Regions from separate parts of the Mus musculus genome. Here regions 1, 2 and 3 are each linked to region 4. A link is a loop called in an ENCODE intact Hi-C map of the cell type or tissue named here. Cell type or tissue: gastrocnemius. All regions are shown on one strand. Region 1 has its middle 69 kb from the start of 1700028M03Rik. Region 2 overlaps Dchs2 (dachsous cadherin related 2). Region 3 has its middle 78 kb from the start of 1700028M03Rik. Region 4 has its middle 1.7 kb from the start of Sfrp2.

Evidence for each region. Hi-C counts contacts between places; a loop is a spot of excess contacts. Peaks named below come from ENCODE experiments on the same cell type or tissue, not always from the same donor. Only the 100,000 strongest peaks of a DNase experiment are listed, where the experiment ranks them.
Region 1: a loop joins it to region 4, with 2.2 times the contacts of the local background. A loop is called at or near these places in 7 of 42 quality-filtered maps.
Region 2: it touches region 4 in a loop (4-fold over the local background); 4 of 42 quality-filtered maps call a loop at or near these places.
Region 3: it touches region 4 in a loop (5-fold over the local background); 7 of 42 quality-filtered maps call a loop at or near these places.

What each region holds. Positions count from the first base shown.
Region 1 is chr3:83,503,683-83,506,182 of GRCm38, reverse strand. No RefSeq gene overlaps it. Among named protein-coding and RNA genes, the nearest start is that of 1700028M03Rik, 69 kb to the left of the region's middle. In gastrocnemius, no CTCF peak of the experiment used is centred here; no DNase peak of the experiment used is centred here.
Region 2 is chr3:83,302,663-83,305,162 of GRCm38, reverse strand. Dchs2 (dachsous cadherin related 2) reads right to left here. Exons shown (of 20, transcript NM_001357165.2): 13 at 1-728. Among named protein-coding and RNA genes, the nearest start is that of Gm10710, 170 kb to the right of the region's middle. In gastrocnemius, a CTCF peak has its summit at 1,088 (motif pointing left); a DNase peak (open chromatin) is centred at 1,086.
Region 3 is chr3:83,494,538-83,497,037 of GRCm38, reverse strand. No RefSeq gene overlaps it. Among named protein-coding and RNA genes, the nearest start is that of 1700028M03Rik, 78 kb to the left of the region's middle. In gastrocnemius, a CTCF peak has its summit at 1,266; a DNase peak (open chromatin) is centred at 1,259.
Region 4 is chr3:83,763,334-83,765,833 of GRCm38, reverse strand. It overlaps a transcript of Sfrp2 not described here. Among named protein-coding and RNA genes, the nearest start is that of Sfrp2, 1.7 kb to the left of the region's middle. In gastrocnemius, a CTCF peak has its summit at 1,388 (motif pointing right); DNase peaks (open chromatin) are centred at 412 and 1,392; H3K4me3 peaks cover 950 bases.

The sequences.
Region 1 (2,500 bases), 260 kb after region 4:
AGGAAGATTTGAATCTTGGATCCCACTCCTTTAAGTCTTACTTATAACCCAGCTCAGATTTATTTTTACATTTTAGTAAGTGAGATAAGAAACATCTAATTCTTTGCATAGAAGGGCAAGTATTCCATTTGGTTATTGGAGAGCTGATTAAAAAGATCTTTTGTAACATGTTTTAATATGATATTTATAAGTGAAAACAGATGATTTCCATGTTTCAGAAAACAGAAAGGCAAAATCAAAGCCATCGTGTTTAGAAAGAAAACATGAGAAAATCCTCTATTTGATTAGAATAGTGTTTAAACATGTTCTCCACAGCTTACATAGGAACACACACCATTCCCATTAAAACTCATATGAATGGTTGGATGTATGCTGTTCCTAATTAAAAGCTATTCAAGTTGTTACTTTGTTACCCAACGATTTAGTGTTCATTCATTCATTCATTCATTCATAAGTTCCAGTAAAGGTTGTTCCTATGATATACATACATGTGAATATATTATGTTCATTTTCCTCTTTGCCTATTTAATCCCTCCTAGTCAATTCAATGACCTACAATCCTCAGAGCAATGCCATGTATGGTTTGCAGTTCTATGTGCTAAGATGGAAGTCCAAACTTAGAGAACTCTGAACAATTGCTTGTAAGACAATTTGACTATTTTTGTTTCCTAGTGAAAATGAATTTTTCTTTACTAAACTATGTTTGACAACTCTAAATTTGAAATTGACCTTAATTAAATAACTATTTTTATATTTTGTTGTCTTACCATTTTATTTCATTGGTCCAGGGCCTTGCTCTGTAGGGCATTCTAGAATTGAACTTGTGATTCTCTGGCCTCAGCATCCTGAATACTAGGATTATAGCCACATGTAGCCTTACCCAACTGTTTTGCTCTTTTAAACTATCTATGTTATCTCCTCTTTGTTGTTGGATGTCTAGCCAATTACTCATAGGATCTCGGGGCCTTTTGGCTTAGAACTATATTATTTATAATACTATGTGTGTAGCATAGCTGAAGAGTTATGCTTCAATTACCTTCAAGGTTGTTAACATCTTCTCTCTCATCTTACTGCATCTCTGTAAGGTAGGAAGGACTACAATAGCTATCTCAGTCCTCTAGGGTGACAAACTCATGACCCAAAGATATGAAGGCCTGACTCAGGCCCCATAGCCAAGATCCTCCTCTTTCTAGTCACTGCTCTCCACATTAATGGTCCTACACAGGAAAAATATACCCTTCACACCTTCCAGGAGAAATGATCTAGGGGCATTTTTGTTGCATTGTCATCACAATCTATGACCTTCAAGGGCTAGAACCAGGGCATGCCAAGAAACATGCTACAATACCGAGAAAGCCCCACATTGAAAATGTTACCTGCTCCAGATGTTATTAATGTTTCTCTGGAGACGCTTCACCTGTGCTTGAATGAGATGTGGTTATCATCACAGCTAGTGACACCTGTGTGACACCTGTGTCGCTAAGCCCCTGTGGCTGCTGGGGAACTGGGGAAATTTCAGACCACAGAGGTTGTTGAGAGTCTATCTCCTTAGCCATAGGTTGACTATCACTTGACGTATAAATGGATGAATAAAATTTACATCAATTCTTTTTCTCTTTGATCACAAGAGGAATATATGCTCCATACATTCAAGTTATCAAGTCTATTTTTGGACAAGGCCACCAGAGCCAAATCTGTAATAAAACACACGTTTTAAAATATAGGTGTATCAAAGAGGACTTTTGGGAAACAGGTAAGAGAGTATATGGGGCATATTATAGGATTAGCTTGTGTCACATTATTTTTCCTATAATGTATGGGTGGGAAAGTCTAGAAAGTGGGAGATGTGGTATTCTTTGGTTAGGTGAAATAATTTTTTTTTTTTATTAAGAGGTAGAAGAAAAGAGTAAGCTATTGCTATACTTGTCAAAGAAGCTGGAGTCACTCCTGTCTGGCTATTGTGGTTTCCAGTGTGTTTTTATTTTTGTCTGGGATCAGACATGTTTATAGAATGGCCTGTGTTTATCTTGCTTCATCACGGTCACAGACAAAGGTCACACATCGTCAGTGCAGCGTGAAATTGTTTGTGTTCATCAGGACAATATTTGGTCCAGCTAAGCTACTTCGGTTTCCAACCGAGAGCTGTCAGGGCTACTTTGTCTTTCTTACTCAAAGCACGTGTAAAAGCACAAAAGCCCTAAACATCAAATAAACCACACATACCCTGGAACCACACGATTCTGTATAAGCAAAAGAAAATCTTTGTGGTAAATCTTTTCAGTATTTTCCTCAGGCATGTGTCCATCAATAGAGAGTGTGACGAGGTTTTGTAGCTTGTTTTTCTTTTTCTTCCCAATAACTTATTAAAAAATTCTCATGCAGGCAAATATCTTCCTAGAATATGACATATTTTTCAATTGGTTGTAGAATATCCAAAGAGGCCCATGGTTTTATCAATTCCATCCCGATAAAACTTAACTATTCTGAATAACATCAGAAA
Region 2 (2,500 bases), 460 kb after region 4:
CAATAACTGCAACCAGATAGGAAAGTGTTCTGAAGACAGATTCTGCTGCAGTTTAACTTCTCCTGTATATCCATCGATGGAAAACACGGACTGGCGGTCTGCAAAACTAAACGTAACAGTTCCATTGGGCCCTGCATCTGGGTCACTGGCTCTCAGATGAACAACGGTCTGGTTTAGGGCCAGCATTGGGGAGATGAAAGCATCAACTGGGTTCTCTTCCCAAACAGGATCGTTGTCGTTAGCATCCGTGACGGATATGAGTATGGAGAGCACGCTGCTTTTGGCACCTTGAGTGCTGCAGTCTCTGGCTACAGCCTGGAATGTGTGCTGAGACCTGGATTCTCGATCAAGGGCATGGCTAGTTCTCAAGATCCCTGTTACACGATCAATAGTGAAGGCACCGGAAACTTCCTCCATAAGAAAATATTCCACCTGCCCGTTGAGACCCTCATCTCTGTCCACGGCAGACAGCACCAGAACCACGGTGCCCACCTCGGCATCTTCTCTTATGGAGGACTGATAATGAAGCATAGGAAAAGCGGGGCTGTGGTCGTTGTCATCCAGAACTCTAACATGCAGCTGCATTGCAGAGCTTCGAGGCGGGTTCCCCAAGTCTGAGCACAGGATAGTGAGGGTAAAATTGCTGATCAGCTCCCGGTCCAAAGCACGAGTTGTTGAGAGTTCTCCTGAGGTTGTATGGATTGCAAAATACTCATCGGTATTTCCTTCTGTCACAGAAAACAGTTGAAGATCTATTAGAAATTGGAAAATAATAACCCCTTGATAGCTAATACACTTATTAATTTAGTCATTGAGAATGGTTACTGATTGTTGTATCTTAGCTCCTTTTTAAGTACTGAGAACAATGGAACACGGCAGAGTTGGTAGCTTCTAAATGTGTGTCTCAGAGAATTGCAACAATTGAATATAAAATGCTTTGTATTGATACATTTTCCCCACAACATTTAGATGTGTATTTTATTAAAAATAAAACAAGAGGCAGGGGTAAGAAACAGTATACAATGTCCATTTGGTTTGCGGAGCCCACAACCACCACTCCCATTCCATGTGATGCAATGCTCCCTTCTGGCCGCCACAGGTACTGCATACAGTGGTATCCATACATACATATACTTGTGAAACAACTAAATCTATTTTTAAAACACTCTAAGAAATTAGCAGGTGAGTAGTAATAATTTTCCATAATGTTACCGGCCGCTGAGTTTATTTTAGTTGTATACCACTTCTCTGTTCATCTCTTCTCCAATCCCTGGCACTGCCCGTGTGAGTCCTGACACTTCTGTGGGAGTCGGCTACACAACTGCCCAGTTCTTCCATGACCTCATCAAGATATTTTAACTCATCTCTGTATCTTTTAAAAATCTGTTCTTTACTATCGTCCATGGTACCAACTCTAATAAAAGTTATAATTGAGCACAAAGACAAAATCCATCTGGTAGATTACAGAATCTAAAAATGGTTCAAAGACTCATGGGCCACATTCTTGAGTGAGTGATAGGATCAAAGTACCAAGATCAATGGTATGAGCTCTTATTAGTTTGAAAGCACTTAAAGCATATGGGAACTAAGTGTTCAGAGAAAATTATCACAATAGCTAGTGTGCGTGCTCAGGGAGGAATCCTGACTTTTTATTTATAAGAGACAGTTAGTCTATATCCAACATAGGGATAGACACATTGTGTGATATTTTTGATTGAGAAAGCAATTCACTTGCTCATCCAACATTCATAGCCCTAGGAAGTGACACATATGACCTCTTATTGTATGCTACAACTGTGCTTCCAAGGCCTTAGAATCCAGGAAGGGTGGGTTGGGACACAGACATTAGGGTATTCTCTGAAGACTCACATTCAGGTGGCCGGGAATCAACTGTGTATAGCCTGTTAGCATGGGATCAAAATGCTATTAGAAACAATAACAACTAGGTTCATCCTTAAATGGGAAGAAGCAAGACTATTCTGTGTAAAGCAAAGACTGAAAGTGTCTTGGAGCAATTAGAAGAAAACTGGCTTCCCTGGGAGTTTGCATGTAGCATGTAAGGAGTGTGTTGTCACTAGTGAAGGCATGACTTTTGGAGGAAAGCAGGGTCAAACCTCAAATGGCCCATACTTCATTGCAGAACGTCAAGAAGAGAACTGGAAGGAATTTAGGCAGAGCCAGGAGTCAGGTTTCTGTTTTAAGAGCAAGACTGAGGAGTCAAGGTAAGAGTGAATTCACTTGCCTCTAAGGTGATGCGGTTACATAACAATGGCATCTTTAAGAGATGAGTCTGGTGAGTCTGTAGGTTATGGGGAATGTGCCCTTAAAGCAGATTGTGGAAGCCTTTATTTTCTACTCCTGTGCCCTAGCTTATAATGCAAGCAGGTCTCATCTAGTTTGCCATATGTATCTGCCATAATATTCCACTACAGGCCTAAAGCAATGGTCCAATCTGTCATAAACTGAAGCTCTGAATATGGAGCCCAACTAACTTTTGTCT
Region 3 (2,500 bases), 270 kb after region 4:
GTACTTAACTGGCGGCCTGCTCAGTGCTGTGACTCAAAAACTCGTTATAAAAGGGCAGAGTGGCTACTCATCCAGACACCTTCCCCCTGTCACTGTCTCTGTCTCTCTGTCTTTGTCTCTGGCTCTCTTTCTCTCTCTGTCTCGTAACTTCATCATCTTCAAAACAAGAATACTTTGCTTGTCTGAATTAATCCTGAGTAAGGGGGAAATTTCACATGTAGGGAGCTCTTATAAACCAAGCATGGAAATACTTTTCACTGCTTTTACTCACATGCCAGTGAGTATTCAGGCCATAGCTATATTGTTCTGGCTGAGAAATGTCCAGGCATGTGTACAGGATGAAGAGGAACTAGGCATACTATAGAAGATTTGAGTATAGAAGCTCACGCCTCTAGTTCTAGCACTCAGGAGGCAGAGGGAGAAGGACATACATTTAAGACAAGCCTGGGATGCCTGTAGGACACTCTATCACAAAAAATTAATGAACACTTACTAAAAGTATCCATGATGTGTAATTCAGAAACAACAAAAGGAATAATAGCATCTCTATTTATCTACTTATTGTCAAAGATGTCTATCTTTGAACTATGACTCTCATTAATGATTGTCTTTTTTTTACTTGTTTTCTAAATTTATTTACTTATTTATTTATTCTTTTACACTCCATATTTTATTCCCACCTCCTTCCACCCTCTGACTCTTCCACATCCCATACCTCCTCCCCACCCCTGTCTCCATGTGGATGTCCCCATCCCACCCCCACCCCACCTGACCTCTAAACTCCCTGGAGCCTCCAGAATGAACACAGCCCCAGAAGTCCTCTACTGTATGTGTGTTGGGGTCTCATATCAGCTGGTGTATGCTGCCTGGTTGGTGGTCCAGTGTTGGAGAGATCTTGGGGGTCCAGATTAGTTGAGACTGCTGATCCTCCTACCAGGTCGCCCCTCTCCTCAGCTTCTTTCAGCCTAATTCAACCACAGGGTTCAGCTGCTTTTCTCCATTGGTTGGGTGCAAATTTTTGCATCTGAATTTTTCAGCTGCTTGTTGGGTCTTCCAGAGTGCAATCATGCTACATCCCTTTTTGTGAGCACTACATAGCCTCAGAAATAGTGTCAGGCCTTGATACCTCTCCTTTAGCTGGATCCCACTTTGGGCCTGTCACTGAATCTCCTTTCCTCAGGTTCCTCTCCATTTCCATCCCTGTAAATCTTTCAGATAGAAACAATTATGGGTCAGAGATGTGACTGTGTGATGGCGCCCCCTCTCTGTCATTTGATGTCCTGTCTTCTTGCTGGAGGTGAGCTCTATAAGTTCCCTCTTCCTACTGTCCAGCATTTCATCTAAAATGAAATGTCCCTTTGATCTCCCTTTGATTCCTGAGAGTCTCTCACCTCCCAGGTCTCTGGTGCATTCTAGAGCCCCCCTCCCCCCTCCCACAACCTCCTATCTCCTGAGGTTGCCTGTTTACACTCTTTCTGCTGGCCCTTGGGGCTTCAGTTCTTTTCCCTCACCCAATACCAGATCAAGTTCCCCTCTTCCTCCCACTCCTTCCTCAACCCTATCCACTCTCCCTCCCAGTTCCCTCCCTCCCTTCCTCCCTCCGTCCCTCCCTCCTTCCCTCCATTCCTCCCTCCCTCCATCCCTCCCTTTCTCCCTCCCCACTTGTGATTGCTTTCTTCTCTCTCCCAAGTGGGACTAAGGTATCCTCACTTGGACACTTCAGCTTGTTGACCTTTTTGAGTTCTGTGGGCTGTATCTTGGGGATTATGTTCCTTTCTTCTTCTTCTTTTTGGCTATCATCCACTTACTAGTGAGTACATACCATGCATGCCCTTTTACCTCACTCAGGATGATATCTTCTAGTTCTATCCATTTGCCTGCAAAACTTAGGACTTACAGAACAATAGTGATAAAAACTGCATGGTATTTGTATAGAGATTTGTATATATTTGTTGATCAATGGAGTAGAAGACCCCGAAATAAAACCACACACTTACGGACACTTGATCTTTGACAAAGAAGCCAAAAATATACAGTGGAAAAAAAGAAAGCATCTTCAATAAATGGTGCAGGTCTAACTGACTGTATGTAGAAAAATGAAAATAGACCCATATTTGTCACCTTGCACAACGCTCAAGTCCAAGTGGATCAAGGATCTCAACATAAAACCAGATACACTGAGTCTAACAGAAGAGAAAGTGGGAAAGAGCCTTGAACTCATTGGCACAGGGAGACATTTCCTAAGCATAACTCCAATGGCTCAGGTTCTAAGATCAGCAATTCATAAATGGGACCTCATGAAATTGGAAAGCTTCTGTAAGTCAAAAGACATAGTTCAATCAAACAAATTGGCAACCTTCAAACTAGGAAAAAAATCTTCACTAACCCCACATCCAATAGAGGGATAATATCCAAAATATATAAAGAACTCAAGAAGCTAATCACCAAAAAACCAAACAACCCAATGTTTAAAGTCCTTAGTGATCAGAGAAATGCAAAT
Region 4 (2,500 bases):
GGTTCTCCAGCCCAAGTTGAGCAGACTGGCTTGAGCAATGTGATTCCACAGCCTCACGACACATTCTGACTTATAAAATGGAATTGCAGCCATGCACGGAGTTGCTATTTTGCTGGGGTGTCTATAGGATTTTGTCACTGTGGAGGACTTGTCAGAGGCATCACGAATTTGCCCGCCATTTCTCCTCTTTGGAGGAGAAAATTTGACCTCTGAAGAGATGTCTATGCTTGAAGGCTGCACGGGCTCTAATACATAGGGGTTCAGGATTACCTCAGTATAGGCCACCAAAGCAATAAATGGGGCTTATGAGTACCAAGGTCAGAAGGTGGGCAGGAACGGGCAGAGACCTCTGTGGTCACAAGAGTTAGTCATGTCCTCAGCATAGTTGGCCCATTCATCCCCTAACAACCAGGGACGCCATCCTGGTCACCCATCCTGGTCACGCCATCCTGGTCACCCATCGGGCCATCCTCTGCTCTGTAGAACAGGGAACCTAATGTTAGGGTAAGTGGATTGTAAGGTGCCAGGCGGGGAAAGGAGTACAGAGAGACAGTTTGGACGTGCGCAGGGGGTGGGTTAAGGGGGGGGGTGTCTCTTCCCCAAACCTTCCCTTGTCTTAAGAGTCAGCCTCTCTTTAAGTGGGACCTTGCAAGTCCTGGGTAGTGACTTCCCCTCTTTGCCCCCCCCCCCCCCAACAATCCTCTTTCAAGTGTAAGGTGGACACATTGTTGCTGCTTCCTGGATTTAACAGCTGGGTTGGATGTTTGCTGCCTGATTTACATTTTCCATCCATCTGGATGGTGAGCTCAGGATTTAGGGGGTCAGCACATTTTGTGGTCCCGCAGTTTATGAGAGTTTAAGGAGTGACGAGAGGACGATAAAATGCTATTTCCTACCCACTTCTGGCCATAGTCGAAGCAGGTAAACACCCAGAGGGAGCCCGCAATGGGAGTCTTTAAAAGTCCAGCTCCATCTTTCCTGCTCTGCTGAAGGCCTGCCTGAGTGGAGCCGTTTCCATCCAATTGGCTCTAGACCTTCCCGTGTCTAGCTGAAGCAGCCAGAGGCTTAGACTTTCTCCCCAGGTAAAAACTAGTTTGAAAATAAACCACACAAATACAAAAAAGTTAAACCAAACAGCTACACAGGCTGAACGCTGAAATGGAATTCTAGTATTCTCAGGTATTCACTACTCGTGGCCCCAAAGTACATCCATGGGGTCACCTCCCGCCTGCCGATCCCCTGAGTGGAAGATCAAGAAGCCCACCACCAATTCGTCTAGTTTGAGTCACTCGCTTTTGTGTTTCGGAGTGCAGCGGGCTGCCCATGCGCCTGGCGCACTACCGCGGGCCTAGGCATTGTTTGGGGAGCCTGCGTCTGTCTCGCTCGCCAGGAGGGGTCGCCCGAAGTCTTACGGGAGTCTCCAGTAACACCGGGCTCAAGCTCTCGCTTCTGCCCGCTTGCTTGCCCGGGTCGTCAGAAACATAGCTTGTTGTCGCAGACCGTTCCAACATCAGTACCACTCGGCCTGGACTCAAGCTCAAGCTCCATCTTCCTCTCCATCTAGAGTCGTGCACCCTCCTTTCGTCCATCATCAGCCAATTGCATGCTTGTGTGACAGGCGTGTCCGCGCGGCAAGCCCGCTGCTGGGGAGCAGGGCAGTAGCCTTCCTCAGAGGGTAGACCACTCACTGTCTGTGTGTGAAGCACAGCTCAAGGACACTCTGTGGTTATCCCCACCGGGTTCCCGTGTGGGTTTATGTAGCCCAGAGGAGAGAACTCCCGGGCAAAGCAAGCACTTGGAGTGCTTGGGTTCGCCTAGGCTCTTCTGCGCTTCCTGTAGGTTCCCAGGTACACAGGTTTCCTATCAAAAGTCGCAAGCCTTTGCCTCTGAGAGTCCATGTCGAGCCTCCTCTCAATTCCCTGTGAAGGGAAGTTCCTAGTTAGTAAACAGTGCGATTCACAGTGCCAGGCCCTCCTATTCTGCTTAGAGGATGCTTCTCATAGTACCGGACCCTTCCCTCAGTCCCACCCCCATCCCAGCACCCAGCCAACAACGTCCTACTCAAATGCTGCAGGCCCAAAGAGCCTCCACATCTGTCTTTTGGTGGTCTTGCCTTTCCATCTGGTGCTTTCTGTCTTTAAGGGGCATTGATGAATCTTGAGGGACACAGAAAGCTGCCCTAGTCTCTCTGCTGCTTGGTTAACCCTTTGCTGGCTGCTAGATTTCTGGAGAGGCGAGCCCTTTGCTCTCAAGCTAAGATGCTTAGGGGGATCTCCAACGTCTGGAGCTTGCTAATCCCAGTTCTGCCCAGCATCCAAGGAGGTCGCAGGGCAGCCTGGGTGCCAGGAGAGCAAGCTTCCTCCTGCACTCTGGAATGGTGTCCTGAAAGCACACAGAAGCCCAGCAAAGGTCTCAAAGCAAGAAAGCCTAGAAGCACAACACGCATGTGTAGTTTCTTAATTTCTCCGATGATGCAGCTTTGGCTGCCCAGGGGGCAAAC